Linked DNA regions of Mus musculus: region 2 is linked to region 1. Evidence: chromatin loops called from intact Hi-C (ENCODE). Cell type or tissue: heart. All regions are shown on one strand. Each heading gives the region's core, and the rest is flanking DNA. Links, peaks and the distances in the headings are about the cores only. Region 1 holds the start of Crlf2 (cytokine receptor-like factor 2). Region 2 holds the start of Fbrsl1 (fibrosin-like 1).

Region 1 (15,104 bases), core at 4,059-12,058:
ACTGTGGACAATGTCACCTCTAAGCCAGTTGTTCTAGGAGTTATAAAAAAGAAGACTGTAGAAAGGATGGACATGAAGCCAGTAATAAGCATTATTCCATGGACTTTCATTGAGTTACTGCATCCATGTTTTTGTCTTGGCTTCTTTCAATTAACTGTGACCAAGGTGCATAGGGAAATAACACTTTATCATATATCCCTTTTGACTGTGGTGTTTTCTTACAGCAACAGAAACTAAGACATCAGCAAATTGGTAAATTACATTGGTTGGGATTTGGAATATCATAGATTACTGATTCATCAAAGTTATTGATTTAAAAAAGAGAAACAAGATGGAATGTTATTAGATTATGGAGCAGAGTTACAGCATTGCATATTGTTGATGGCCATCACAGAGGCCTGGCATATTGGAAAAAATGTACAATGTTCTATGAAGATATTCAGAATATCAGATAATATAATAAGAAGAGTATAGTATATGAAAAGGATTTATGGGGTTCAGTTTATGACTGCTGTATAAGGCTCTTGAACCTTATATTAAAACACACCATTTCATTATGAAATGTAAGTGTTTCATTCTGTGAGAAAAATCAGTAGTGGAAATAATGCAATACAAATACCTTTATCCCAATTAGGTCAGTGAAATTTGTGATCATATATTACTCTAGATGAAGGATCTCATTATAGATTTTGTTAAAATATTAGTAACTAAAGATAATTCAGTTTAATATCACACACATAACAACACAGATACAAACACATACACTTTACTATTTCTGAATATCAGTTCGTGAAAGACAGTGTGATTTTTTTCTCAGAGTATTGTTTGTTGATTTATTGTTGACTGTTATATGGTAGCTTATTTTTGAGAGTGTGTTTTAATTGTTTTCTTTATATTTCCTGATTCCAACACATCATTTGTAACCCTGTACTCCTATAATGCACATATAATGCATGGCACCGTCCTTCTCATCACATGGTCTCTTATATCAGTAATTGTTACTGAATGCATATATGTATTTGTATATACATTTTGAAATATAAACTGTAGAGACTATGTAAAATTGCATACTTTTATGTTCTGATGTCTCATTATTTGGTACTACATGGCTAATCTTTGTTCCCTTCTCTTGCAATGTCAGCCTGACCCCTTCCCATATTTACAGTTTCCTGTAAATAACTGTGTAGGCTAGAAGCTTTGCAACCTTTCTTCTTTCCATACTGGCACACAAGGCATGCAAGGTATAGTGATCCTTCCTCTGATTGCATTTTTGGAGTCATAATGATAAGACTTTGTGGTCTACCTATTCCCTTTCTAGAATATTTCTATTCCCAGCCAACTTCCTCATCCTTTGACTCTCCAGATCTTTCCTACCACCTCTTCACATCTCCTTTTGGCTTGGATGAGGGACAATTTTGTAAGAGGATACATTACTCTTTATTCCCTTTACCTTTTCTTCTGGCACCATGTAGGGTACCTTCTAGCAACTTGAATTCTAGACATTAGAGGTAAAGCTTCTAGTTGGGGACCAGCACAAATTTTCCATATTGATGACATGAGTAAGGTTTGTCTTCAGGACTATCTTCTTTTTACCAGTTTATATAAAACAAAAGCAGCACTCAGGGTTCAGAAATCTTTGTGGAAAAGCATGTCAAAAAGTATAAGTGTTAGAGGTATTGGGTGACTTCAACAGAACAGTATCATTAAGACACAAGAGGACTGATAATCTTAGGAACTCAAAGAGATTTCTTAGCGTCCATAAGATCTTCACATGATCAAGTCTTAGAGTGTCTAAGTATTAAGAAGGAGACCTCAACAACTGCAAACACATTAACATTTAGAATACATGACAATTTCTGTCAAGGAACATTCTTTTGTTTTGATGAACTTAACATATGATTATCATTGATGTACACTATATTGATGTTACATCACTTGATTAAAAATTTGTTGAAAGAAAACATAAATATCTTTAATCAAAGGCTTGGTAGCACCAGGATCAACTCCACTAGAGTTATAAAACATGTAATCTCCATTTTCTGCCCACTGTCACACATCCCTGGCTCTGAAGTAAGTGTGTTGGTCTGGTGCAACACGGTGCTGAATATCCTTTTGGTGAATTGTACTTGATTACTGAGCACATCCTCAGCAAAGGTCTACTTTTGATGAGCATTTACATGGGGTGCAAGTATTTTCAAATCCTTCACCTATTTGTTAAGATCTATCCACCTCTTTCTTCCCCAGATGTTTTTTCCATCAAAGTTCCTTTTACCATTTAATTTAATTTAATTATTTTTTTTTACCTTTTAATATCTTCTTTGTGAATTGTATATCACATACCCCACATAGATTCATTTGATCTGCATACGCAAAATATTGTGCTGGTTAGTTTTTTATCCCCTTTATACAAATTAGAGTCACTTGAGAGGAGGGAATGAAAATCTGACTTTAGAATGTTTCCTTGATTAGTGATCAATGTAGCAGGATTCCAATGTGAGCAGTGTTATGCTTAGACTGTCAGCCCCGGGCAGTATAGAAAATCATGCTGGTTTTCTCTCTGGTACCTCTCTGAGGCGGGTCAGTGCAGGAGAGCACGGGCCACAGAAACAACAGTGCTTCTGAGACATGGTCCTACAGGCTTTCATCCTCAGCCAGGAGGTGGAGCTGATCCTCAGTCCTCTGTGTACCTTCCCTGCCAGAGGAGAGCTTGCCTCCAGGAAGTGCTCTGACCCCAGGACTCAGGGAAGATTGCCATTTCTTTCTGGTATCTAAGGCTGGTCTGCTCAGGAGAGCACAGGCAACAGAACTTCTAGAATAGAGTTCTACAGGCTACAAATGTAGCCACGAGGTGGGGCTGTCCTGTAGCCCTCTTGCACTGGTTTTGCCAGGAGAGAGCTTGTCACCCAGGAGTGCTGACACAGGCTAACAGACTTACAGGAGGAACAAGCTCCAGCCAGAGACAGCTGGAACATCTTAAAACCAGAGATTAACAGACGGCAAAAAACAAATGTAAGAATCTTACCAACAGAAACCAAGACTACTTGGCATCATCAGAACCCAGTACTCCCACCATAGCAAGTCCTGGATACCCCGACACACCGGAAAAGCAAGCTTCGGATTTAAAATCATATCTCATGATGCTGGTAGACTATTTTATAAAGGACATTAATAACTCCCTTAAAGAAATACAGGAGAACACAGCTAAACAGGTAGAAGTCCTTAAAGAGGAAACAAAAAAAAAGCCCTTAAAGAATTACAGGAAAACACAACCAAACAGGTGATGGAATTAAACAAAACCATCCAGGATCTAAAAATGGAAATAGAAACAATAAAGAAATCACAAAGGGAGACAACACTGTAGAAAGAAATCCTAGGAAAGCCGGGCGTGTTGGCACATGCCTTTTAATTCCAGCGCTCAGGAGGCAGAGGCAGGTGGATTTCTGGGTTCAAGGCCAGCCTGGTCTAGAAAGTGAGTTCCAGGACAGCCTAGGCTATACAGAGAAACCCTGTCTTGAAACAACAACAACAACAACAACAAATCCTAGGAAAGAAGTCATGAGCCATAGATGCAAGTATTAATAACAGAATACAAGTGATAGAAGAGAGAATCTTAGCTGCAGAACATTCCATAGAAAACATGGACACAAAAATAAAAAAAAATGCAAAGTGCAAAAATATCCTAACTCAAAACACCCAGGAAATTCAGGACATAATGAGAAGACCAAACCTAAGGATAATAGGTATAGATGAGAATGAAGATTATCAACTTAAAGGACCAGTAAATATCTCCAACAAAATTATAGAAGAAAACTTCCCTAAAGAAAGACATAACCATGAACATTCAAGAAGCCTACAGAACTCCAAATAGACTGAAGCAGAAAAGAAATTCCTCCCAACACATAATAATCAAAACACCAAATGCACAAAACAAAGATAGAATATTAAAAGTAGTACTACTCCCATTTTTAGATCCTGGATGGTTTTGTTCAATTCCATCACCTGCTTGGTAGTGTTTTCCTGTAACTCTTTAAGGGATTTTTGTGTTTCCTGTTTAAGGGCTTCTAGCTGTTTACCTGAGTTTTCCTGTATTTCTTTAAGGGAGTTATTTATTTCCTTCTTAAAGTCCTCCACCATCATCATGGGAAGTGACTTTAGATCCATATCTTGCTTTTCTGGTGTGATGGTGTATCCAGGACTTGCTATGGTGGGAGAGTTTGGTTCTGATGATGCCAAGTAATGTTGGTTTTTGTTCTTCTGTTCTTATGCTTGCCTTCTGCCATCTGATTATCTCAAGTGCTTGCTGCCCTCAGTATATCTGATTGGAGCCTGTCCTTCCTATAATCCCGGTTGATTCAGGACTCCTCAGAGTCCAGCTTTCTCTATGATTTTGGGCTCCTGTAGACCTGAGATTCTGGGTGTGTCAGAGTTCTTGGCAGTCAAGCTTCCTCTGAGAGCCTGAGATCCTGGTGTGACCAAGCTCCTGTTATCCTGGGATCCTGGAATCCTAAGATCCTGGTCGCGTTACAGTGCCTGGAAGTGGTGTCTCCTCTGGGGACCATAGGGCTGTCTGGTGTGTTTGAAACCAAGGTATACCAGCACCTATCAGAAGGAACCCGACCGCTGGTCAGTCAGGGCTCCTGTGTCCTTGCTCCTGCTGTCACAGGCCCATCAAGATTGTTTTGGAACATGCTACATCCACTCCAGTGAAGTCTGCATGACAGGCCTAAAAGCCTGGAAGCAGTCATGAGGCAAAGAGTTTTACGGAAACTTAGCCTCCTGGAACCTTGGCATTCCCATAGCACATACACTCAAAACCTGTCCCCGAGTTAGTCTGGTGTATGGATCCCTGTGCTTTCTTTCTGTATTGTTTTAAGTGCCTTTAAGGATTGATTTTGACATATAGATAAGCCTCTACCAGTGTTCCAATGTCCTAGAAAGTCCTTGAAGCCTACCCTGAGCTTGCAATTCAGTAAGAATGTTTCCTATTCAGTAACATTCAAATTTACCTCTAGTAGAGACAGTGAAAATAATCAGGCATTACTATTTACTAGAACAGAGCTAGAAAAGCTCAAGGCTAGTCTGCATAGTAATTACTTAAAACAATAGCCAAGTCACATCCATAAACAGGAATACACAATGGCCTAGGAAATAGGTGGGTTGCGGTATTATTCATGAAAGGGTTAGTAAAATGGAATTCCCCTGGTGCAAGTTGTTCACTAGGCCCAGAGGAATAGGATAATCAGGTATTTACTAAAGGAGCCCTGGTGGTGGGTTTAACAATAGACTAGCATTGCATCAGAGCATTCACCTGGCTCCTGTGTTTAGCTGATCTTAATTAGGGTTGTTCCTATTCTCAGTTGTAAACACTGCCTGGCTCCCGCCATCTTTTTATGTATGCATTTTCTTTGTTTTGTGTTAAGAAACAGTGTACCTTGATGAATGTATCCATCAGCTTTCTTGTTTTTCTTCTGTATTATAAGACTGGTGCTGAGCGTGGTGGCACACGCCTCTAATCCCAGCACTGGGGAGGCAGAGGCAGGTGGATTTCTGAGTTTGAGGCCAGCTTGGTCTACAAAGTGAGTTCCAGGACAGCCAGGGCTATACAAAGAAACCCTGTCTCGAAAAAAAATCAAAAAACAAAAACCAACCAAACAAAAAGACTGGTGCTTGCTTTGAGAAAATAATCCAGATACACACTCCCTTGTGTCCATATTTATTTGTTATCCATGCCAACTCCTTGCTTGCCTGTAAGTACTGGAACCTCGTTCCCTGCAGATCGATGACCCAATTGAGGTTTGTCTGCAGCAGGAACAGATGTTTTGTTCCACTCACCAGTGATCCTAAGATTGTGTGGAGAGTCCTCTGGGGACCATGGGACCGTCTGCAGAGTTTGTGCACAAGGTGACCCGGAGCTGGTGCCGACTGGAAGGGCTGCAGTGCCCTTTCTTTTTTCTTTCTTTCTTTCTTTTCTTTCTTTTTTTTTTTTTTTTTTTGGTTTTTTGAGACAGGGTTTCTCTGTGTAGCCCTGGCTGTCCTGGAACTCACTTTGTAGACCAGGCTGGCCTCAAAATCACAAGAACAACGCACCTAGAGGTGTCACTGTTCACAGAAAGTAGGGTAACCTTATATTAATCATTAATTAAGTACATGGCTTACTCACAAAACCACAGGTCAATATGATGGTAGCCATTTCTCAATTGAGATCCCCGGTTCTCAACATCTTCAGGTTTGTGTCCTTATGAATGAAACCATTTTCCACCAAACTTTAGTAATTGGTGTAACAATGCACAGTGCTGCCCTGTTTGTAAGTTCAAATTTGTATATTACTTAAAATCTTTGTATGATTAAGTACGACTTTTGTTAAGACAAAGAAAAAGATATGTTCACTATTATCTAATATTTACATACCATTTAAGTTTCAACAAAGCGATTTACTTTTGTGCTGGGCCACCTAGAGACTGGGAAAGGGAGAAGCAGAAGTGACCTGGAACAGAAAGTCACACGATGGCCAGCCACCTCCATCTTGGTGAGGTCAATGTGCAACCAAATGACAGAACAAAGAAGTAGAGAGGAACAGACATATGGGAGCAACACCTCCCTTCTGTTTTTGGATAAAAGACACACAATTTTTATTATTTACAAGTAAGCCTTAAAAAGCACCACAAGAGCCGGGCAGATTAGATGGGCGGGGGCGGGGCCTTGGAGGTTTGGGGGCGGGGACAGGCCGCGAGGGGCGTGGTCGGGGCGCACGCGGAGTCCACCCCCCCCCCCCCGCCCCCCCCCCGCTTCCCCCTATCCGGGTGATTGATGGGAAGAGGAAGCCGGGCCACGCCCATGTCGGTGAGTCGCCGCATCCGTTTATTGCCGTGGCCCCGCCCCGTCGCCCCAACCCCCGCCCCCGGCTTCCCGTTTTCGGCTCTAAGCGGCCTGGGCGCCCTCGACTCGGACCGGCTCGGACCGAACCAGCTGTCAATCACTGCAGCGTCCGCGGCCCCGCCGGCGACATGGCATGGGCACTCGCGGTCATCCTCCTGCCTCGGCTCCTTGCGGCGGCAGCGGCGGCGGCGGCGGTGACGTCACGGGGTGAGGAGTGAGCGGGGGCGGGGCTGCCTGTCAATCGCCGCGGTGGGCGGGGCCCGAGCAAGAGCTACCAAGTTGCTTTTCGTCCCATCATTGCTTTTCGTCCCATCATGAATATGCAAATAAGGCCTCTGGCCCTCCTAAGGGCGATCGGATAGCGCTTCGTTTGCATATTCATTTTGATCTTTGCGTATGCATGAGCCCCGCCCTCCCCCCCTACGCTCGGCGCTTTCTCCTCAGTAATATGCAAATGAGACCTAAACCCCGCCTTGACCTCATTAGCATAGTGCTGCCGCCACAATCTCGCTCCTCCTCCTGAATATGCAAATAAGGCCTCTGGGCCGCTCCTTCTTTGCATATTCATATACAGCTTTCCCGCTTATATGCAAATAACGCTTCGCCCCTACCGAGTTCTCACTCATCGCTTCTCATTTGCATATCCATCGGGAGATACACATATTCATGAGCGATGTATTTCTGTCTTCCATCCCCTCATGAATATAGAATTGATGCCCTGTCCATATGGATCACTATGCATTTGCATATTTTCCCCACGATTTACATATGCACAAGCCTCAACGTCTTGCTCCAACGTCCCTGATCATGAATATGCAGATGAGACCTCAGATCTCCGAAATTGAATCTGCCCGCTCCTCATCATATACTGCTATTCTCATATGCACCAGCCACAAAGTCTTCCATCCTTTTCCCCTCATGAATATGCAAAGAATGCTTCCCCAGTCCATCTCCACTCTGGTTCACTGCCTGCTCATTTGTGTATCCATTGGTCGCTTTGCATAGTGGTGAGCCCCGCTTCCCTACCGCTTTCTTTGCGATCATGTATATTCAAATGAGGCTCCGACTTGCTAGCTGCTCATTTGCATATTCGAGAAGCGCTTTCCATATTCATGAGCCCCCAATCCTTTTCCTTTTCTCTGTTTGTGAATATGCAAATGAGGTGTCGCCCACCGCTACAGTTCTTGGGCCTCTCGTTTACATATTCATTCCCTATATTTGCGTACGAGCCAGAATGTCTTCCTCTGTCTTCCCCTGCCTAGTGCATATGCAAATGAGGCCCGGCCTGCTCCCAGCGCCCTAGCCAAGGGTCTGAGTCAGGGAAATGGCTGCGATGGCTCTTCTGGAACGCGCTGACGTCACGGGCTGCTCCCCTGATCCCCGCCCTGCCCCCGCAGGTGATGTCACAGTCGTCTGCCATGACCTGGAGACGGTGGAGGTCACGTGGGGCTCGGGCCCCGACCACCACGGCGCCAACTTGAGCCTGGAGTTCCGGTGAGTGAAGGGGGGCGGGGCAGAACTTCTGGTCTGTGACTTCCTGTCGGAATCATTGAATGATATATGGGAGGGGGCGGGATTTCCTCTCATTCCTCTTCACTCACTTGCTGTTCATTCTTTTAAACGCCTGAAAGAGTGGGCGGGACTTCCTGTCTAATTAATGATTGACAAATGATTAGGGACGGTACTTCCTTTCAGACTCTGATGAATGACAGGAAGGAGCGGTACTTCCTTTCTGCCCATCACTTTCTGTTTGAGGTGTTGAAATTCAGATGCTCGTGGGCGGGACTTCTGGTCCATCACTTCCCATCCAGCTGATCCTTCCCCCTTAATCCCCGACTCTGCAGTTATGGCACTGGCGCCCTGCAACCCTGCCCGCGATATTTCCTGTCCGGCGCTGGTGTCACTTCCGGGTGCATCCTCCCCGCGGCGAGGGCGGGGCTGCTGGAGCTGGCACTGCGCGACGGAGGCGGGGCCATGGTGTTTAAGGCTAGGCAGCGCGCGTCCGCCTGGCGTGAGTGGTGTGGGCGTGACATGGAGGGAGGGGGCGGGGCCTTGGGCGGAAGTACGCAGGAAGTTGCCTGATGATGTCTCTTCAACTCCCACTGAGTGGGGCAAACAGGAACTGGGCGGCGCTTAGACGGGAAGTTGGTCTTTGATACCGGAATTGGGCTCCAGGGGTTAGGCAGTGCTCTGATGATGTCACAGCTGCGCCTTTGGACTCCGGTGGGCGGAGCATAGACAGAAAGTGGTTCTTAGGAATGGGAAGTAGGCGTGTCCTGCTCTCTGAAGTGCGCCCCTTCCCTCATCCCGATGGGCATGGCCTTCATGAAACAGGCGGGGGTGGGACAGAAAGTGATGTCACCGCCACAACACCCAGACTCTCGGTGGGTGTGGATTAAGCCAAATGAGGTCACAGCAGCTCCTCCCACCCCCACCTTCCCCACCGCAGTGAAGCCCCGCCCACCTTGGAATGTGACGCTGCTCTGGACACCAGACGGGGACGTGACTGTCTCCTGGCCTGCCCACTCCTACCTGGGCCTGGACTACGAGGTGCAGCACCGGGAGAGCAATGACGATGAGGACGCCTGGCAGGCGAGTGAATTCATGGGGGGCAGGGCCGGCCCCTCCGTGACCTCTGACCCCACCTGCGACCTCCTGCCCCCGCACACTGCGTTTTCCAACCCTAACAATAGATGCATGGCCTTTGACCCCACCCATGACATTTGAATCCTTCCCGCCTCAGCCCGACCTCTCTCGCCTCTGGCCCCAAACTGTGACCTCTGAACCCTCCAGTGACCTCCGACCCCCTACAACCCCCCCCTCTCCGCAGACGACCTCAGGGCCCTGCTGTGACTTGACAGTGGGCGGGCTCGACCCCGTACGCTGCTATGACTTCCGGGTTCGGGCGTCGCCCCGGGCCGCGCACTATGGCCTGGAGGCGCAGCCTAGCGAGTGGACAGCGGTGACAAGGCTTTCCGGGGCAGCATCCGCGGGTGAGGGCTTGGCCTGGGGTTGTCAAGGCTTCACTGCGGGTGGGTGGTTGGCAGGGCCTGGGTGACTGAAAGACGGGTGGGCGTGACCTGCGATGACGTCATTGATACCAGGGATGATTGATAAGCGAATGGGCGGGGCTTGGAAGTGATCGAGGGTTACATCATCAGTGACATTATCCTGTGCACTTGGGTGACTGACAGGCGGGTGGTGGTTGGGGTCTGGGTAAGATGAACTCATCGGCTCCTGGATGCTTGACAGGTGGGTGGGCGTGGTGGCGATGACATCATTGGTGACCCGGATGACTGCCGGGCAGTGGGCGGTGCCCCTGGTGATGTCACCACGCCACTCGACTCACAGGTGACCCCTGCGCCGCCCACCTTCCCCCCCTAGCCTCCTGTACCGCAAGCCCCGCCCCATCCCCGGCCCTGGCCCCGCCCCTCCTGCCCCTGGGCTGCGGCCTAGCAGCGCTGCTGACACTGTCCCTGCTCCTGGCCGCCCTGAGGCTTCGCAGGTGAGGGGTCTCCGAGGAGTCATGGGGTCATGGTGGGGTAATTGCGATGTCTACGGCGATGACGTCACCACTGTGATGACGTCATGTTCGGGTCGGGGGCATGGCATGGGGGTGTCAGGTGAACCCTGACCCCTGACCCTGAACCCCAGGGTGAAAGATGCGCTGCTGCCCTGCGTCCCTGACCCCAGCGGCTCCTTCCCTGGACTCTTTGAGAAGCATCACGGGAACTTCCAGGTGCGCGGGGGGGGGGGGGGGGTCAGGATCGCTGTGGGGGGTCACTTCCTGTCCCCGGAGAGTGAGGGCATGAGGCAGGGGGATGATGGGAGTGACAGGCGTCACGGGCCACTGCCTGACTCCAGGCACCGCTCCCCTCCCCCTCCCCCCACCCCCTTCCCTCCACCCCCCCCCTCCACACACACAACCCCTTTCGCTGCAGGCCTGGATTGCGGACGCCCAGGCCACAGCCCCGCCAGCCAGGACCGAGGAGGAAGATGACCTCATCCACACCAAGGCTAAGAGGGTGGAGCCCGAGGACGGCACCTCCCTCTGCACCGTGCCAAGGCCACCCAGCTTCGAGCCAAGGGGGCCGGGAGGCGGGGCCATGGTGTCAGTGGGCGGGGCCACGTTCATGGTGGGCGACAGCGGCTACATGACCCTGTGACCTTGAAGTCACTGCCAGTCTATACTTCAGGCTGAGGTCACTTCCTGTCTTTAAATAATTCAAACTCACAAATCCTGTGCCTGTCTGTATGCAAATGTGGTCACAAATATTCAAATAAAATGCAAATGCTATGCTAATGCGGCCAGCCATCATTAATTCCTGACCAGAAAGGGCGGGGCTTGAGGAGCATCCCAGCGTCTAGTGGGGGTAACATCAGGGTGACATCATCTCCCCATCCATCTGGGCGGGGCAATGAGCAAATGTACCTCAAGAATTCGCAGGTATGTAAACGAGTTTCATGAATATGCTGTCCTGGTGGCCCTGAGGGAGAGAAAGGGTAAGAACCAAGGGAGGACAGAACTGCGGGTGGTGAGTACCACCTCGCCCAGGCCCCGCCCTGGGATCTAGGCCCCACCCACACATGCTGGCAACTCCCCTGTGACTGTAAGTGATGTCACTTCCTGTCTTTTCCTCTGTGTTCTCTGCTTCCTGTGCTCTCTGCAGGCCCCGCCCAACTCACCCAGGCCCTGCCCTGATGCCCGGGCCACACCCCATAGTCTGGTGGTGTCCTTGTCTGACAGTGACGGACCTTTCCCTGACATCACTTCCTGTCCCTGCCCCTGTGTCCGCCCACCCTGCCCGTGACCCCACCCCCTGAACACTGACCCCCTCCCCCCGACCACGGACCCCTCCCAACCCAGCAGGACATGGTGAACTCGCACCGGGGCCTGGCCTTCCTGAAAGCAGCAAAGGAGTTCCACTAGCGTTACATCACCACTGTGAGTGGACACGCCCCGATACGCCCCCAACCACGGGACATGCCCAGACCCCGAGATCCCCCCCCCCCCCCCCCCCCCGCTCACAGCCCTGAGATTTCCGCCCATAATCCAAGGCCACAAACACCTGGCGTTCAGCCACACCCACACAGTCCCAGGCCAAACCTCAGGTGCTCTGTGAATCTCTTGACTGCCCTGACCATGCCCCTGACTCTACTCATAGCTGTTAGGTTCACTATGAATCCCTCTGACCCTGCCCAGACTCCGCCCATAGCCCTTGGCCCCGCCCATAAAGACTTTACCTGATTCCTGCCTTGGCCCCGCCCTAGCCCTGCCCAATTCCCCACAGCCCCGCCCCTAGTGCCAGGCCACACTCATAGCCATGGCTCCACCTCCGACCCTGTGACCCCGGCTCCTCCCCCATGTGACTCAGAGGATCTTCTACACAGTGAACCAGTCATGGTCTGGGATGATCTTGCGGGAGGAGCTGAGGCACAGCTGCTTCCTGCAGGTGTGGGCGGGGCCCGGGATGTGGGCAAGCTTGTTCTTCTGGACTTCTTGTGGGAGAGGTTTTCTGTCTTTGGACAGGACCTCCCAGGGATGGGCAGGGCCTGGTTGTGGGCGTGTCCAACATAGGAAGTGGTCGTTCATGAGTCCTTGTCCATTAGCCAGGCAGTAGGCAGTCTTAGGGTATGGGCGTATCTTGGGGTATGGGTGTGTCAAGGACAGGAAGTGGGTGTGTCCTACAAGGGAGTAGCTGCAACAGGAAGTGACCACAATTAGGTAGGCGTGACTTAGCGCAGATGTGGGCGTGCCCCACACCAGAAGTGCTCCACTGGACACCCCTGGGTCGGTGGGCGTGTCCTGAACCTGGTCCTTGTCCCCTGCAGGCCAGCCAGACATCAACCGCATAACATTCGTTCTTGTTCTTCTCCTGTGAGCATTTCTATGTCATCTACTGCAAGTTCTGGGAGCTCGACCTGGACGGCGACCTCGCCATAGACTGGTGAGACCTCGAGCGCTACGGGGACTGGGGACTGGGGTGAATGGTGGGGGCAGGGTCAGGGGTGGGACTCAGGGTAAAGGGCGGGGGTTCGAGATTGGGGTCTCGAGACAGGAGGCAGGGTCAGAGGGCGGGTTGAGGAGGCAGGGACAGCGACCACCACTTCATGATTGGCATGTGGGTGGGGCTTCATGTGGGCGGGGGCCAGGGGCGGGGCCTGGGAGGTCGACCTTGGCCACAAACTGGTGATTGGACCTCGTGATTGGCAGGCACACCAAGGGGGAGGTGGTTGTGGCCTGACGTGTGGAGTGGGCGTGGCCTCCGCCTCAATGGGCGTGGTCTCCATCACCCTGACCCCGCCCTGCCCTTGCAGCCATCTCTTCCTGGATGATAGACTGCGTCTTCTCTCTCCGGTGCTGTCACCCAGTGAGCAGCCTGGGAGGTGAGCGGGGGTCTGGGGAGGACGTGACTTCTGTCCCCTCCCACCACTGACTCCAATTCCTGTGGTGTCATCACTGCCCCCACTTCCTGTCTGATGTCATCACTTCCTGTATGACCCCGTCCATTTCCTTATGACGTCATCTGCAGGCCCCTCCCACCCCTGACCCCCACTCCCTGTGACGTCATCACCACCCCTACACCCTGTCCAACCTGGCCACTTCCTTGTGACAATCCGCCCCCTGACCCCACAGGGCGCAGCCCCTGTGCAGTGCCAGGAAGCTGGGCTATGCTGAACTCATGTGGTGCCTGCTCTCAGAGGAGGACAAGATCACGTGAGGGGCGGTGCCCCAGTCAGCCATGCCTCCTGCTTGCTCCTTACCTCGCTTCTCTGTGGTCACGCCCACCAACTCTGGCTTCACCCTGACATGGCCACGCCTATAGGATGCTCTGTCTCCGCCCCCCCCCCCCCCCCCCCCGCTTGATCCTGGCTGACTGACCCCAACCACCGATGCTATGACCCCCACCTCATGAACTCTGACCCTGATCTCATGACCCCGCCACCGTGACCCTGCTGACCTCTGACCCCTGATCCTGCCCACAGACACCATGATCTCTGACCCTTACCCCTTGCCTCCACTCCTTGACTGTGACCCCGCCCATTGACCCGCCCCCGTGACCTCTGACCCCCCAACCCCACCCACCCCCGCAGCACTGAGTACTGGTTCCGCTGCGTGGTGGTCGAGCTCGAGTTCTATGAGGAGCAGGCCTGGCACATGGCCCCCCAAGGCATGGAGCTCCTCCTTTTCTGCCACCTCACGCACCAGGTGCTCGACCTCTTCGCCCCGAGCCCAGTGAGCAGACGGCTAGGATCCCGGCCACGGGCAACCTCTGACCCTGTGGGGGACTCCTGACCCCTAGGGTTAGCCTGTAAATTCCAGGGTGACCTCTGACACTACCTCCCCATTGTAAGCTCAGGTTGCTTTGTGGGTGACCCCTGACCCCAGGTGACAACACGGGCGACCCCGTGTGTGACCCCAGTTTGACCCCTTACACCAGGTGTCGTCACGGGTGACCCCAGCAGGGGCGCCCTGTGCGTGACCCTTGTGACCCCTGACCCCTAGGTCGGATCACGCTTTGTGGCCTGAAGCGCTTGAGCCTGGCAGGTGAGTTCTTTGATGCCTTTTTCAGCATGGACAAGTACCCCGCACAGGAGCAGTGCAAGCAGGCACAAACCCCGCGGGTGGGTGTGGCTGAGGGGGCGGGGCATGTGGTGCGGGTGGTGTTGCAGTGGGCGTGACCAAAATGTGGTCAGAGCGGGTGGGGGTGCTGGGCGGGGCCTGGGGCAGGGTCAGAAGAGGAAGTTGGATGGACAGGAAGTGATGTGAGAAGTAGGGAGAGGGCAACAGGAAGTGACTGTGGGGACAGGAAATGCGGTCATAGTGGGTGGGGCCTGCATGGTTGTGGCGGGGGCCCTGGTTTTATAGGGAGTGGGGGTAGTCAGGCAACTTGGGTGATGGGGCGTGGGCAGGATCATCCAAGGGTGCCCCCTAGGGTCGAGGGGCAGGGCCTGAACTCAGGCATTATGGGAAGTGGGCGGAGTGAGGTGACCCGGGTCACAGTGTGTGGGCATGGTCGCCGTGGGCGTGGCCTCGCGGAGTCACCCACACCCTGTCCCCGAGGAGGTCATGGCGGGGGTGGGGGTGGGGGGACGGGGACAACGATGATGACAGGTGAGTGGGTGTGGGGTGGGAAGGGAGGGGCCGGCTCTGAGGTGGGGCCTGGGGTAGGTTGGCCTGGCCTGGCCTGGCCTGGCCGGGGTCTCTCCCAATCTTCCTATTCCAC
Region 2 (14,733 bases), core at 6,734-14,733, 890 kb before region 1:
AGCTGAGAGCACACACAGCAACAGAGAAACAGAAGCAGAGCGATCTGTGCAGCTTGTCAGGAAGCCCCAGCCACAGATTCTATTATAGCTGTGCACAGGAGAAAGAGCTAGAATCTTATTGTTGTAGGCGTTCAGAGCCAGAAGAGACTTGAGAATGTCAATAGTGGTTATTACCTGCCAGCTGCTGGTAACTATTGTAATCTTCTGCTTCCAGCAGCAGCAGCGATTATGATTCTAGCATCAGCAACAAGCATTGTCTGCTAGAATTTCAGCTCCTGAATAAGTTTGGAAATCAGGTCCTTCAGTTCCTAAATTTACTAGCTAATGATAAAACTCTTGGGCCTAGAGCCTACGCACTCTTAGCCTTTAATGAGAACTAGTTTCTCATCTCCAATACTACACAGTTATTTTCTGTCTCCAACACCTCCACCCCTGTCATTTCTGCTTGAACTCCCAGAGATCAGACTGCCAACAAGTGCCTCAATTAAAAGTCATGTGCTGGGCATAGTGATGCCCATCTTTAATCCCAGCATGGGAGGTAAAGGCATAAACATCTCTGTGAATTGAGGCTATCTCAGTCTATGCAGCAGCTTCCAGGACAGCCAGGTCTACATAAAAAAACCCTTTCTCAATAAAACAAGACAAACAAAATGTGTCACCATACCTGGTCCACTAGGCCCAACTGTATATGGTGCTAGGGATCAAGTCTAGGGCTTTGTGCATGCCAGTCAAGCACTCTACTGACTGATCTACATCCCTAGCTCCCAATTTTCTTACTCTTCCTAACATGCAAAGTTTTAAATTGTGTTTTTGTTTGTCTGTTTGTTCTTTTGTTTTTTTGGTGAAGAATGTGTATTCTTCCGGCTCCTGGCCACTTTAATTTTATGCCATATTGTAATGTCTGACCCTCTTAGAAGGCTGCCTCCCTGGGAATAGTGAAACAGTGCTCATCACATTGATTCCCTAAAGCTCCCAGCTCCCGAATCCTCAGATTCATTCTAGCCATTGTCTCATTACTATTTTCTGGCCCTCCCTTCCCTTGATGAGGCTCTGAAGTGTCCATAAGTGGCCACCAAGCCATTTAGCACAGCTTCTGAAGTTTGTCTTTAGTCTTGAAGGCCCAAGGTTGGTCTTAGAAGCTTCAATGGTCTCTTACACACACACACACATACACACACACACACGCACACGCACATGCACACTTACACACACACATGCACACACATGCTCACACACACATTCACACACTCACACACACATACACATACACACACACACCCCTTTAGCTTTACTTAGTTCTTTCTAGCTAGTAGGTGGGACCTCTAAGAACTACAAACTTTTTTTTTTTTTCTGAGACAAGATTTGCCTTGTAGCCTTAGCTGTCCTAGAACTTACTTTATAGACCAAGCTGTCCTGAAACTTACAAAGATTCGCCCTGCCTCTGCCTCCCAAGTGCTGGGTGGGATTAAACGCGTGCACTACCACCTCCTGGCTGCTCTTTTTTTTTTAAAGATTTATTTTATTATTTTTTAGTTATGTGTATATGTGTGCTTGTGTGTGCATATGTGTATGTGCACTTGAACGTACACATCTTGCAGAGGCAGTCCCATGTATTCCAATGTCTTTTTCTGGTATACAGATATATATGCAGACAAAACACCCATATAAATAAATAATCTTTAAAAACCACACACAAGCAAACAAAAACAAAATAACAATAACATAACCAACAGAAAACTTGAGGTAAGAAAACCTAGAAGAGAAAGAAACTCCAAAGCTTTCCAGCGACTGAATTCAGCCCTGTTTGAAACCCAGGCAGATGTCCAACTCTCACAGTGATAATAGCCAATCACTTGGTTTTCGGTCATTTGTGTCATAATTCAGACCATTTTCCCTAGACTGTCCATAGGCCATACTCAGGCTTGAGATGAGACTACCTGCAGATAGTCTTCTTTTGCTTGTCACTTTCATGCAGTCTGACATCGTCCACCCCAGCATCCAGAACTGGGCTCTTTCACAGAACCAAGAAGTGTAATAGACATGTTAATGAAGGCCTGGTTCTGCTCTTCATGAGCTTGGGTCTAGTGAGGAGGGCAGGCAGTGCTGTGGGAGAATGACCATGTGGATGGTCTAGGAAGTGATACCTGTTAGCCTATGAGAGGACAGAGGCAGGAACCACTTGAGCACTAAGATGGATAGGTGATGGGCTGCTCCTACATGCAGTTACCTGTATTGGTATCCATAGGCAACAGCTAGTAGCTCAAGATACCCAAGTCACTGCCCTTACCTCTCTTCCTATGACAAAAGGCAGCCTACATGCTCCTGACCCAGAAGTCATATAGAAATCGGGTCCACAATGTGACTGTCATCAGATAGAGCCACGTAGGTCTCTCTGGGCTGTAAAACTGCTTGTTCTACTCCTCCTTCAGCTTTGCTGAGTACAAATTATTCAGGTTCCTGACCCTGATGGCCACCAGGAATGTCTTTCCTGTTTAGACAGGCCAGTAGTCAGCCTCCGAGCAACAGTGATATTTTTGTGGGCTAGATGAAGAGGGAGGGCTTCATGTCAAGGAGCCACAGGCCTGAACTTGGAGGGACATGCCTGGGCCCAGAAGAAGCAGGTGGAAGAGAAGATCCTCGAACAGCAGCCAGCAAGAGGGGCCACCAAAGATGACTATAAACATAGTTCTCCAGGAGGTTGGTTCCAAAGATAGGACAAATGGCTACCAGTTTGGACCTCCAGAACTGACACACTGTGACCATGCCCAGTGCTGTACTTCTTTGCACCACTGCCACCATCACCGAGAGTGCTGCCCCATGTAAGGTGGGAAGCACAGGGTCAAACAAGGTAAGCCTTCTACCTTCCCTCCACTCTGTAGTCTAAAAACACACATACACACACACACACAGAGATATTCACACACACAGGCACACAGACACGGACATACACAGACACTTACATAGACATGGATAGATAGATAGATAGATAGATAGATAGATAGATAGATAGATAGATACACACACACACACACAGACACATACAAGCACACAGACACACACAGGCACACACACAGACAAACACACAGGCACACATACAGACATACACAAATATTCTCACACAGACACACACAGGCACACAGACACAGACACACACAGGCACACACAGATATACACAGAGACATACACAGATATATACACAGACAAACACACAGGCACACATACAGACATACACAAATATACTCACACAGACACACACAAGCACACAGACACAGACACACACAGGCACAGACCCACACAGCCACACACACAAACACACAGACATACACAGATATACACACAGACACACACAGGCACACATACAGACATAAACAAATATACTCACACAGACACACACAAGCACACAGACACAGACACACACAGGCACAGACCCACACAGGCACACACACAAACACAGACATACACAGATATACACACAGGCACACATACAGACATACACAAATATACTCACACAGACACATGGTCACATACAGGCAGAGAGACATACACATACAGACACTATTGATTGGCTTTGCACAGAGTCCAGCACAAAAGGGGTGGGGCTCAAAGGCAAACTCCACAGAAGACTGATGAACTCAGCTGATGGATCAGCTGGAGGCAACTAATACCCACACTGCCTCTCAGAGAGCCAGGGGGAGGACACTCTGCTATAGGCAGCAGTGGCCAGGTACAGGCCTGGGCTGCAGCAGTGGCCAGGTGCAGTCCTGCAGTGACAGAGAATAGGTATTGTGAGCTATTGTGGGTGAAGCAAGTAGAAAGACAAGGAGAGGTCTGGGTTATCGGGACTTGGAAAGAAAAACAAGGCCCTTAACTCCAGAGTCTGAAGCCTCTTGGCAGTTGTGAATCAAGAATTCTAGTTCAGCCAGGTGGTGGTGGTGCATGCCTTTAATCCTAGCAGTTGGGAGGGAGAGGCAGGCATATCGCAACGTTTGAGGCCAGCCTGATTTACAGAGCTGGTTCCAGGACAGCTAGTTTCTACAAAGAGAAACTCTGTCTAGAAAAACAAAACCTGCCCAGCAGTGGTGGCGCATGCCTTTAATCCTAGCATTTGGGAGGCAGAAGCAGGCAGATTTCTGAGTTCAAGGACAGCCTGGTCTACAAAGTGAGTTCCAGGACAGCCAGGGCTACACAGAGAAACCCTGTCTCAAAAATAAAAAAATAAAAAAATAAAAAAAAAAAAAGAAGAAGAAGAAGAAAAGAAGAAAAAACCAAAAAGAATTCTAGTACAAAGAAAGAAAGAGAGAGAAAGACATAGGTAGATAGATGAATTTTAACACAATTATGAACTCTGGGAAGGTTGGTGACATAATCAGGTTTAAGGCCTGAGTATACATGACCTTAAAGAGTCATCGTCTTTTTCAGATATTTTATGGGAATCTCACAAACAACACTAAACCATTGTTTACAGTAAAAACATCTGACGTCCTCTGATGCTTCGATGTAGGTTTTTCCTTAGCAGCTGTGATTACCAACTCCTTGACATCAGGAAATGGCCTGTGATCTCATTTAGATCTATGTAGAACAGGCTGGCTTTGAACTTAAAGATCTGCCCTTTATCTCTAGAGTGCTGAGATTCAAGGTGGGCACCACCATATCCAGCCCTTAGGCAATCCTTTGGGAGGTAATTTCAAACACCATTCGAATCTCTCCTTTGAGAAGCCAACATTGGGTATGCCTTAGTCTTTCCGTGAGCAGCAAACTTTCTATTAATTACCATGTTTAAATCTACATAGAACTTGGAGTTGGAGAGATGGCAGTTAAAAGGACTTACTGCTTTTGCAGAGGACCCAAGATCCGTTTCCAGCACCTACAAGGTAACTCAAAACCATCTATCTGTAACTCCAATTCTAGGGGCCCCAACCTCCCCAGGCACCAGGCACAGGTAGGCAAAACTCACATACACACAAATTTTAAAAATTAAAAAAAAAATCAATGTAAATTTTTATCATAAAACGGAGGTGGAAGGTTAATGTAGCCCAAGGTGGCCTCAATAAGCTTGGATTTATAATATTCCTGCCTTCAATTCAATGCTGGGCTTAGAGTTATGTGCTATGAAGCCAGGTTTATGTAGTTGTAGGGATGGAAGCTGTAGCCTGATATAACCTAGCTAAGTAAGCATTCTACCAACTGAGCCACATTCCGACCCCTTAAACTTTCTTTTTTCTTAAAAGAATTATTAAGCCGGACGTGGTGGTGCATGCCTTTAATCCCAGCACTCTGGAAGCAGAGGCAAAGGCAGGCATATTTCTGAGTTTGAGGCCAGCCTGGTCTACAAAGTGAGTTCCAGGACAGCCAGGGCTATACAGAGAAACCCTGTCTTGAAAAACCAAACAACAACAACAAAAAAGTATCTTATTTTATGCCCATGAGTGTTTTGCTTGTATTATGTATGTGCGCCACATGTGTGCATGGTACCCTTGAGGGTCAGAAGGTGCTAGTTCCCATGGAACTGAAGTTACAGACATTTGTCAGCTATTACACTGGTGATAGGAAAAGAACCTGGGTCCTCTGAAAGAACAAGTGCTCTTATAGTTGCTGAGTCATCTCCTTGGCCCTGTCAAACTTACTTTTAATAAACTCCAACTCTGTCTCATATTAGATGGTCTCAAAATTACTTTCTGCAGGAAGGTTAAGAATCTGGCTTTACAGCCGGGTGTGGTGGCGCACGCCTTTAATCCCAGCACTTGGGAGGCAGAGGCAGGCGGATTTCTGAGTTCGAGGCCAGCCTGGTCTAGCTTTACCTTAGTGGAAGTCCCTAATGGGGAAACCCAAGTTGCTGAAGGTAGTGCTATGTCTTTATGGTATTGCTGACAAAGAATGAGTCAGGACTGGAACTGGGAGAGGTGAGGACAAGGGCTTGAGGGGGTGTGGAGTAGCTCCTTAGCTAGGCATCATCTGACTTGGAAGCCCTTTGAAGACGAACCCTTTCTTGCTGGATCAGCTTTGGGCCTCAACGACCATTTCCCTAATAAGTTTGGGGAAAAAAAAATGGAAAATACATACCCTATTTGTCTTTCTGGACCTAGAGTATTAGCCATTGAGTCAATGATAACAAGCTACAGTCCATAGAACCACAGAGGTTAGGCACAGAGTTTGGGACTAGGAGTACATACAGGTCTCCTTAGGAAAGGGAAATAGAACAGGGAGCCATGTATAGATGGGGGCGATGGTGGAATGGGAGAATCAGGTGGGGAAGAAGAAGGGAGAAAGGGGCAAGGGAGGGAATATGGGGAGACACAGCTAAATGTAAGGGTCATTTGGGGGGTAGCATGGAACCTTAATAAAGTAGGGGCTTCCTAAAACATATACAAATATGAAGGAGATCTAAATGAAATCTCCAAATAATGGGAGAGGCAGAATCCCAAATGGCTGTCTCTTGTCACCAAACGAAGCTTTCAGCTGTAGTGAGATTTCTGCAATTTTGATTTCTTAAAAAAAAAAAAAAAAAAGCCCACAGAAATATTACAAGAATATGTTTTCGTTTTAATCCCAGGTGTGGGGATATAAGGCTGCTTTGGAATAACAGCTGACTATGATATGATTTGCCTCTTGCCCTAGCAGAAGCATGGTTTTGCCAGCTGCAGATAATTTCTGTGACAGTGTGACATTTGTAATTCTGGGAACTTTTTGGAGGGTATGTAAATGTTAGAGCCCTGAGAAGCGGGGTTGGTGGTTGTTGGCCATTGAGGGATGTTGAGTGTGGTTTGTTAGGAGAAACAAAAGGTAAGAAATTAGAATTAGGGATTCTCTTCTCTCTCTCTCCTCCCTCTATCCTTCTTTCTCTCCTATCCAGTGATAGGAGGTGAAATGGAGAGGGGGACAAAGGGGAGGAAAAAGAAGACCCCAGAAAGTAGCAAAGACTAGCTACCATCCAGTACCAGGACTTGGTTGTATCTAATAGAGATGCTGGCCAAAGGGGGCTGGGCGGTGGTGGCACACGCCTTTAATCCCAGCACTTGGGAGACAGATTTCTGAGTTCGAGGCCAGCCTGGTCTACAGAGTGAGTTCCAGGACAGCCAGGGCTATACAGAGAAACCCTGTCTGTCTCGAAAAAAACCAAAGTCAAAAGCAAAACAAACAAACAAAATGGGGGTGGGGGGAATTCCCAAACAACCCAGCTCCTTGCCAAGCCAATAGGTTGCTCTCTACAAACTGACAGCAAGGCTTCATTGCTGAAGATAGCAACCACATAACTCCTCTAACCCATGTTCAACGAGACAGTAGTAGAGAGTTAATTCAAATGAACCTGACAAGACCTGAACTGGAGACATCAGTTTATAGACACCAGAAGTCTCTCCCGGGATCCAATTGTTTACAGATCATTGCTGCTAAGCTTGTTCTCTTTTCTGTATTCTTACCTCAAAAAGACTGTTTTCTTTACCCCCCCCCCCCTTCTTTAGTGGGTCAGAATTCTAAGCCTACTTACCCCGACACTCTGTTATTCTGACTCCAACTGAAGTGCAGCTGCTTGTCCACCCCCACTGCTGAGCCTGCCTTCTTACTCAATTGAAAGCTTGACTTTCTTGACTTTCCTCTTACCCAGGTTCCTTCTCCCAGCTGCTGTCGGGATGTCTAGCTAGCCCATCCTTCTCACACTCTAATAAAATGTCCTCAAGCTTTCTCCTGAGCATTTCTTTCTTTCTTTTTTTTTTTTTGGTTTTTTGAAACAGGGTTTCTCTGTGTAGCCCTGGCTGTCCTGGAACTCACTTTGTAGACCAGGCTGGCCTCGAACTCAGAAATCCGCCTGCCTTTGCCTCCCGAGTGCTGGGATTAAAGCCGTGTGCCACCATGCCCGGCTTCTCCCGAGCATTTCTGTACATATCTTTATAAAACTAAGAGCTCACAGAAGTGACCTGTATTCCCTTATAATGGAGGGGAGGGGGGCCCTGATAACCTCAACCAAAGGAGGAACAGGTGAGGATCAGAGCTGCAGGGAACCAGGCAAAGGCCTGGGATGTAGACCAGTGTGTGGGAAGCAGCTGTTTGGTTTTTGTTTTTGTTTTTTGTTTGTTTGTTTTGGAGAGTCCCTATGTTGGTGGGGTTTCCACCTACAGGTAGATAGGATTATCATTTCCACTAAGAAACTAGTATAAATCAGGCAATGGTGGCGCATGCCTTTAATCCCAGCACTTGGGAGGCAGAGGCAGGCAGATTTCTGAGTTCAAGGCCAGCCTGGTCTACGGAGTGTGTTCCAGGACAGCCAGAGCTATACAGAGACACCCTGTCTTGGAAAACCAAAAAAAAAAAAAAAAAAGAAACAAGTATAAATTGCATCAGAAACTTTAGCAAGTCCTTGCCAACCTGAGTGAACACTTGGGTCATCAAAAATGGCCCTCTACATGGAAGCAAATGAGCCCAGTTTACAGCTTAGGCAAATGAAGCGTGTTCCAGCCCCTCTTAGGCCTCCCTCCCTCCCTCCCTGTGTCCTGTGGGAGAGAATCAGTACAGATGTCTTTCCATAGCCTCCTCTAGGGAACAACTGAGCTAGAGTCCCATTCCTCCAGGGAGGCCATGACTAGTCTCTAAGTTGGAAATGAATTAACAGAGTTTTTAATCCCAGGAGAGGTAAGGAAATTGGGAAGAAACCCAGAAAGAAAGGTCCTGGACCTAACCTGGTCTCTGGAGCCCCTGCCTTTCACTGAGGCAATGCATTTGAGAACAAGGGAGAGCTGGTATACTGGCTAGTTTTGTGTCAACTTGACACAGCTGGGGTTATCACAGAGAAAGGAGCTTCAGTTGGGGAAATGCCTCCATGAGATCCAACTGTAAGGCACTTTCTCAATTAGTGATCAAGAGGGAAAGGCCCCTTGTGGGTGGGACCATCCCTGGACTGGTAGTCTTGAGTTCTATAAGAGAGCAGGCTGAGCAAGCCTGAGCAAGCCAGTAAAGAACATCCCTCCATGGCTTCTGCATCAGCTCCTGCTTTCTGACCCGCTTGAGTTCCAGTCCTGACTTCCTTTGGTGATTTAAGTGTAAGCTGAATAAACCCTTTCCTCCCCAACTTGCTTCTTGGTCATGATGTTTGTTCAGGAATAGAAACCCTGACTAAGATAACTGGTAAGCAAGGATACCTTTTATTTCTGTTGAAAACTTCAAAAATCGGGTCTCAGTCGTTGTTCTTGGAGTGGAAAAGGGTTGACCTAGAGTGAAACTCCCCACAAGCTGGGAGTGGGGTGGTCTCAGGAGGAGGTGTCTAAAAGAGAACAGTTAGCAGGAATGAGGAGCTGCCTTGGTTCTGCGTCTTTCCAACAGGGTTCTTTAGCTAGTTAGATGCTAGCTCTGAGTAGTTTTGTAATAAAATCTGGAATGGGAAGAAGAGGGAAGGCTGGCAGGTAGGCTGGCAGGTGTGTTGGTCCCCGTGTTGTTAAGTGAAAGAGCACACTTGTGGATGATAGGCCACGTTCCCAGATGCCCCAAGGGACGTCTTGGCAGAGAGCCTGTGGCCATCTCAGGAGCCAGAAAATGTGCACTTGAGGTCCTGTCCAGGGGCATTCTTCAGTCGTGTCTGCTTCCTTTCAGGGCCTCTGCTGCCCAGATGTAGGCATGGCTCAATGTCACTTTTCACTCAGTGCCCAATGCCCAAGCTGTGACACCTCCCTTCTCTTCATGTCAAATGTTCTCACTGGAGGAATTGCTGAGACTTCGTGCCCAGCTCCAGGGCATCCCAACTGGGGAAGTTGCTGAGGAAACTCACGGTTTTGTCTAGTTTTGTACTTCCTATCGGCGGTCCCCAAGTCCTTGGACTAGTGTAGGCAGGTCTCTAAGGAAAGACTACTTGAGACTGGAGGGTTTGGTTTTCAGGGCGCTACCTAATTTTGCATGGGGACCAGAGTGAAACTGGGCTTGAGGGCTTGCAGGTGGACGATGACGTACGCGCTGCCTCTAGGACTTCAGCACAGTGAGCCCCCAGCACCAACCTACCTACTCTCTCTCACGTGCTTCCACTCAGTTTGCCCCAAGCTACTGTAGGTGCATAGACCCATCACCTCCTACGGGAAGGGCGGAAGGGGAGGCGCTGATCGCCACAAACTCGCTGTAGGTGGCTGGGCAGTACTTGTAGGCGAGCACTAATTGCCTAGTAGGCGTGGTCAACAAGGCGAGGCATGAAGTAGGAGGGATCTGACCATGACTAGGCTCAGCGACCTGCACAGGTGAGCAGGACCGGAAGGCAAGGGCGGGGCTTAAGGAACTGAGAAAGCGTAGACAAGAGAGGTGGAGCCGGGAAGAATGGGGCGTGATCTGACAGGGTCGGGGGGTCGGAATTCTAAAGAGCTGTGCGCAAACGGGTGTGGCCTGTTGCAGGGGCGGAGCAAAGGGAAAGCTTCCCCCCTTTCGGGGGCGGGGCTTAACGTGAAAGGGCGAGGGCCCGCTCAGCGCAGAGCCATTTAGTCCGGAAGGGCGGGGTCAGGGCGGGGCCAGGGTGGGGCGGAGTCGACGGGTCAGCCTCCCCCAGCTGCGCCCGCTTCCTCTGGCACTCCGGCCCGGCGGAAGTGCGTCAGTTGTTATCCGCTCTGGTCGCTGCCACTACTGTGTCTGCCTCACGGTCCCGGTGCTCAGAAGCTCCGCCACCCGCCGCCTTCTGCCGCTGCCCGCCGGTCGCCATGGGCCGTGTCCCTGGGGACCTGGTCTAGGGTCGCCGAGAGACCGCCGCACTCCGATGCGCGGGACCCGGGGTCCTAGCCCGCGCGGCGTCCGGTGCTGAGAGCCCGCGCCCGGCATGCCCGCCCCGGTCCCGAGCCCGCCCCGGCCCCGAGCCCGCGCGGCGCCCTCGCAGCCCGGCGGCACGGCGTAGCAGGCGGTGCGGGGCGCCAAGGTCACCGCCGCGGCGCCGCCATGGAGGCCAAGGTCCGGCCAAGCCGGCGTTCGCGCGCGCAGCGAGATCGCGGCCGGCGTCGGGAAGCCGCCCGGGACGCCCGCGCCCAGAGCCCGTCGTCGGGTGAGGAGCCAGAGCCCAGTCCTGGCAAGGAGAACGCGGGACTCCACGGCGCGCCGCCTCAGCGCCCTACGCCTCTGCGCGCTGCGCGCCCCCCGCGGCGCCGTCGCCGCGAGTCCAGCTCGCAGGAGGAGGAGGTTATTGACGGCTTCGCTATAGCCAGCTTCAGCACCCTGGAGGCCCTGGAGGTAGGTGGGCTGGAAGGCCAGACCCGGGACCAAGGAAACGCATACGTATGCCTCCTGGCCCCGCGCTGCAACCTTGCCAGGAAGAGGACCTGGAGTGAGGGGTGTGTGGGAGGACTTAAACCACGCCACCTAAGCGGGCTTTGCAGCGATCGTTACTTGTTGCCAAGTTATCGCTGCGTCCGGGACCAGCTGGGGATTTGGACATTGTTGGGCCTCGGGGAGGCAGCGACGATAAAATGGACACTTGGGATTCTTCCTGTCCTATGATCTCTTAAGGGTTCTTTGGAGGGAACCGGGAGTCAACTGGCAAACCCTTCTTGGTGATCATTGCATGGGTATAGGTAATAGATTTGCTAAGAATACTACGTGTTTGACTGAGTTGTCGTGCACAGTATTTGCTGAGCAAAGTGTCCTTCCGACCTGAACTCAGGTTAGTAGAAGAGAAGGAAGTGAGAGAAATGGTCAGTGAGTGAGTGAGTAGTCACTGTGTCTCTGGAACTCAAGTGGTTGAAAATGCTGGTCAGGCCTTCAGGGCACTAGCAGAACCTTCAAACCCCTAGCAATGCAGAGATCTCTGTCTGGGTGAAAACTTTGGGGACCACATCTCATCTGCTGGGCTGTGGTCGCAGGGATTACTGCGACCCTATTCACTCTTGCCCTGACTGATACCTGCGATTTCCCAGTTTCAGGCCAAGCTTGAGAAAGGGGAATTGGTCATTGGATATCTAAATGGAGTTTTCCCCAAGTTCATATTCTAACCCTGGGGTCTGCCGGGTCTGTAGAGCTGAGGGTCAGTTGGTGATGGCCACTATGAGTAGCCCTGAGATGGGTTTGTTTGATTCGCATGCAGGGCCGAGTCCCACTTTGTGTTCAGCCCTTGTGTCTTCTGGGGAATATGAGATGAGTTATAGGCCCAAGCCAAAGATCCTAAACTAAGATGATTTTGTGGGGTGTGTTGTATTGTGTCTGGTGCTGATGTGCTAAGAAGACACGAAGGCTTCGGGGTTTCTGCCTTAGTGATGATAATGACACAGCCAGACAGTATGCTAAAGCCCCTACTTTGCAGCCATGGTACCAGAAGTTCCAGATCTGCAATCTCATTTCCTACCTTGCCACACCTGTGTCTGCTAGGCCCAAAAAGAACTCAAAAGAGCCTCCACATCTGTTTAGCCTTCTCCACATTTCTTTTTTTGGCCTCTTTTGGGTCTCAGGCTTTACAGCCTCACCTTAGGTGTTCTGTGTACCTGTGTACTGCTTGGTCCTGTGACACAGTTTTTGGTCTCACCTTCTTCCACACTGTGGAGACTTGACTGGTATTCCTGGGCTTCTGCCCCTCACACTTGTCAATGCGAGGATTGAGCCTGCGGGTTCCCAGTACCCAGAAGGAAACAATCAAGACTCAACATATTAAGGAGTGAATACTTGTGAAGAGAGGAAAGGCCTTTCAGGAAGTCCAGAGCTACTGCCTTAAGGTCACATCACACTGTTGTTAGACCAGCCCATTTGTATCTAAATGGTCAGCTTGTGTTGTATCCAGTTGTATTCTCTGGCCTTTCCCCACCTCTTCTAGGCCACATCTAGAGGGTTGACTTGTACAGTCTCACCAGCTTATCCAGGTTCTGAGAGATTACCCTGCCCCTCCTTACACCTATATAAAAATTTGGTATCTTCATGAGCAGCCTCACCTGAGTTTGGCCTTGGAAAGTACTTGGTTTCTGGACAGATCTAGATCATGTCTAGAAGAGTTTTGCTGGGTATCATTTACTGGTAAACTGTAGTGGATTTTCTCCCTGAGATCAAGTAGTTTATAATCTCATCGTATCAGTGATGACGAGTTCACTCTGCCAGTCTCTTTACAGATGTGAATTTATTTATCCTTTCAGATGACCTTACGAGCAGGTTTGAACACTCCCACCTGTAGATGAGAGATAGATACAAGCAGACTGGAGTTTACAGTCTGGACTGTCCTGCTTCTGATTCCTTTGCTGTGTGTGCAGCCTCACTTGTCGGGGGAGATGGTCTGCCACATTCTCAGGGTCAGCAGGACTCCAGCCCAGAGGGAGAGCTCTTCTCAGCAGTGACTTTAGGATCCCCACATGCCATGACACTATTTGAGTGTCAGCAAAGTCTGCATAATCCCCCCAAAGGCAGTTCAGTATATGTGAATGACTTCTGAGTTGTATGGAAGAGTGTCCCATTATCTTATTTGAGAATGTCTGTGCAGCTCCCTGTGCCAGGGCAGCCTCAGATATCTCTGTTCATTTCCCTTTGTCCTTGTAGGGGATGCAACCTTTGGCTCTTTTGTGTCTGTGGGGATAGCTATTTTCCCAAATGTCATGGTGGTGATTGTTGCAGAGAGGGTGCAGTGTGGCACTTAACCACAGATTTAGATCCATAGAACCATGGTTCCTCCCTCCAGCATTTAGGAAATGTAGATTTTTTGTCCTTGTGACAATTCTCTTGGTGTAAAAAGGTGAGAGGAGACTGCTCCTGTCACCCAGCAGTGAAAGGGTGAGGAACTGGTTTAGGGACAGAAGCATCCTCTCCACTCAGTACATGTGCCTTAGGTCACTGAACAAGTTGTGCTGGTACCTGTATTTCTTTCTAGGAGGCAGGCTCAGAGCCCTGCATTCAGCCCCAGGCAGACAAGCACTTTCTATCCCTTAAGGCTAAGATATGGGGAGCAGGGCTCAGGCCCATGTAGCTTTAAGGTGGCCAGCATCAAGCACTTTTTTTTTTTTCTTTGTTTGTTGGTCTTTTGAGACAGGGTTTCTCTGTATAGCCCTGCTAGCTGTCCTGGAACTCACTTTGTAGACCAGGCTGGCCTTGAACTCAGAAATCTGCCTGCCTCTGCCTCCCAAGTGCTGGGATTAAAGGCGTGGGCCACCACCACCACCGCCCGGCTGTTTTGTTTTGTTTTTTTTTTGAGACAGGGTTTCTCTGTGTAGCCCTGACTGTCCTGGAACTCACTCTGTAGACCAGGCTGGCCTTGAAGGCAGAAATCCACCTGCCTCTGACTCCCAAGTTCACCACCACTGCCCTGCTTAAGAGCACATTTTTTTTTTGGGGGGTACGGTCTTCCAGGGGAAACCACCTGTGCTTTCATGTCATGTGATTTTGTTGATTTGTTTATGCAAGTTGATTGAGTGTGAACAGAAGGTCAGGCTCCCTGTGGTGTTGCTGGGTGGTGGTGGTGTGGTGGTGAATGGTGTACTCCCAGCACTCTGGAGGCAGAGACAGGCGGATCTCTGTGTGTGTATGTGTGTTCAAGGCCAGCCTGGTCTACATAGCTGGTTCCAGAACAGCCAGGGCTACACAGAGAAACCCTGTCTTGGAAAACAAAAAATCAAAACAGGACAAAAGAAAATTGGGTGTCCTATTGCTTCAGCCCCAGTGCCACATTCCATGGTGTCTGCTATTTTTTAGAGCCTCTGTCTAGGGAAGTAGCCAGGGACAGATGTACCCCTACACTTGAAGGGAGGTGCCACTTACTCACAGTGGAGTCATAGCAAGTAACAACTATGGCACTGGCACTTAGAGGATTCCTTATAGTGG

Evidence for each region. Hi-C counts contacts between places; a loop is a spot of excess contacts. Peaks named below come from ENCODE experiments on the same cell type or tissue, not always from the same donor. Only the 100,000 strongest peaks of a DNase experiment are listed, where the experiment ranks them.
Region 2: a loop joins it to region 1, with 6 times the contacts of the local background. A loop is called at or near these places in 2 of 42 quality-filtered maps.

The regions. Positions count from the first base shown.
Region 1 is chr5:109,550,784-109,565,887 of GRCm38, reverse strand. It overlaps Crlf2 (cytokine receptor-like factor 2), which reads left to right and starts at 6,895. Exons shown (of 8, transcript NM_016715.4): 1 at 6,895-7,083; 2 at 8,274-8,370; 3 at 8,721-8,887; 4 at 9,326-9,468; 5 at 9,707-9,869; 6 at 10,261-10,381; 7 at 10,531-10,615; 8 at 10,818-11,179. The coding sequence starts at 7,005. The coding sequence ends at 11,042. Gm8493 (a long non-coding RNA gene) reads left to right here and starts at 11,902. Exons shown (of 6, transcript XR_880564.2): 1 at 11,902-12,329; 2 at 12,709-12,824; 3 at 13,195-13,263; 4 at 13,514-14,425. In heart, for the core only: no CTCF peak of the experiment used is centred there; DNase peaks (open chromatin) are centred at 7,117, 8,327, 8,697, 9,917 and 2 weaker places; H3K4me3 peaks cover 3,449 bases; H3K27ac peaks cover 2,768 bases.
Region 2 is chr5:110,444,325-110,459,057 of GRCm38, reverse strand. Fbrsl1 (fibrosin-like 1) reads left to right here and starts at 10,555. Exons shown (of 19, transcript NM_001142642.1): 1 at 10,555-11,178. The coding sequence starts at 10,891. In heart, for the core only: no CTCF peak of the experiment used is centred there; DNase peaks (open chromatin) are centred at 9,557, 10,407 and 11,137; H3K4me3 peaks cover 3,138 bases; H3K27ac peaks cover 1,848 bases; H3K27me3 peaks cover 825 bases.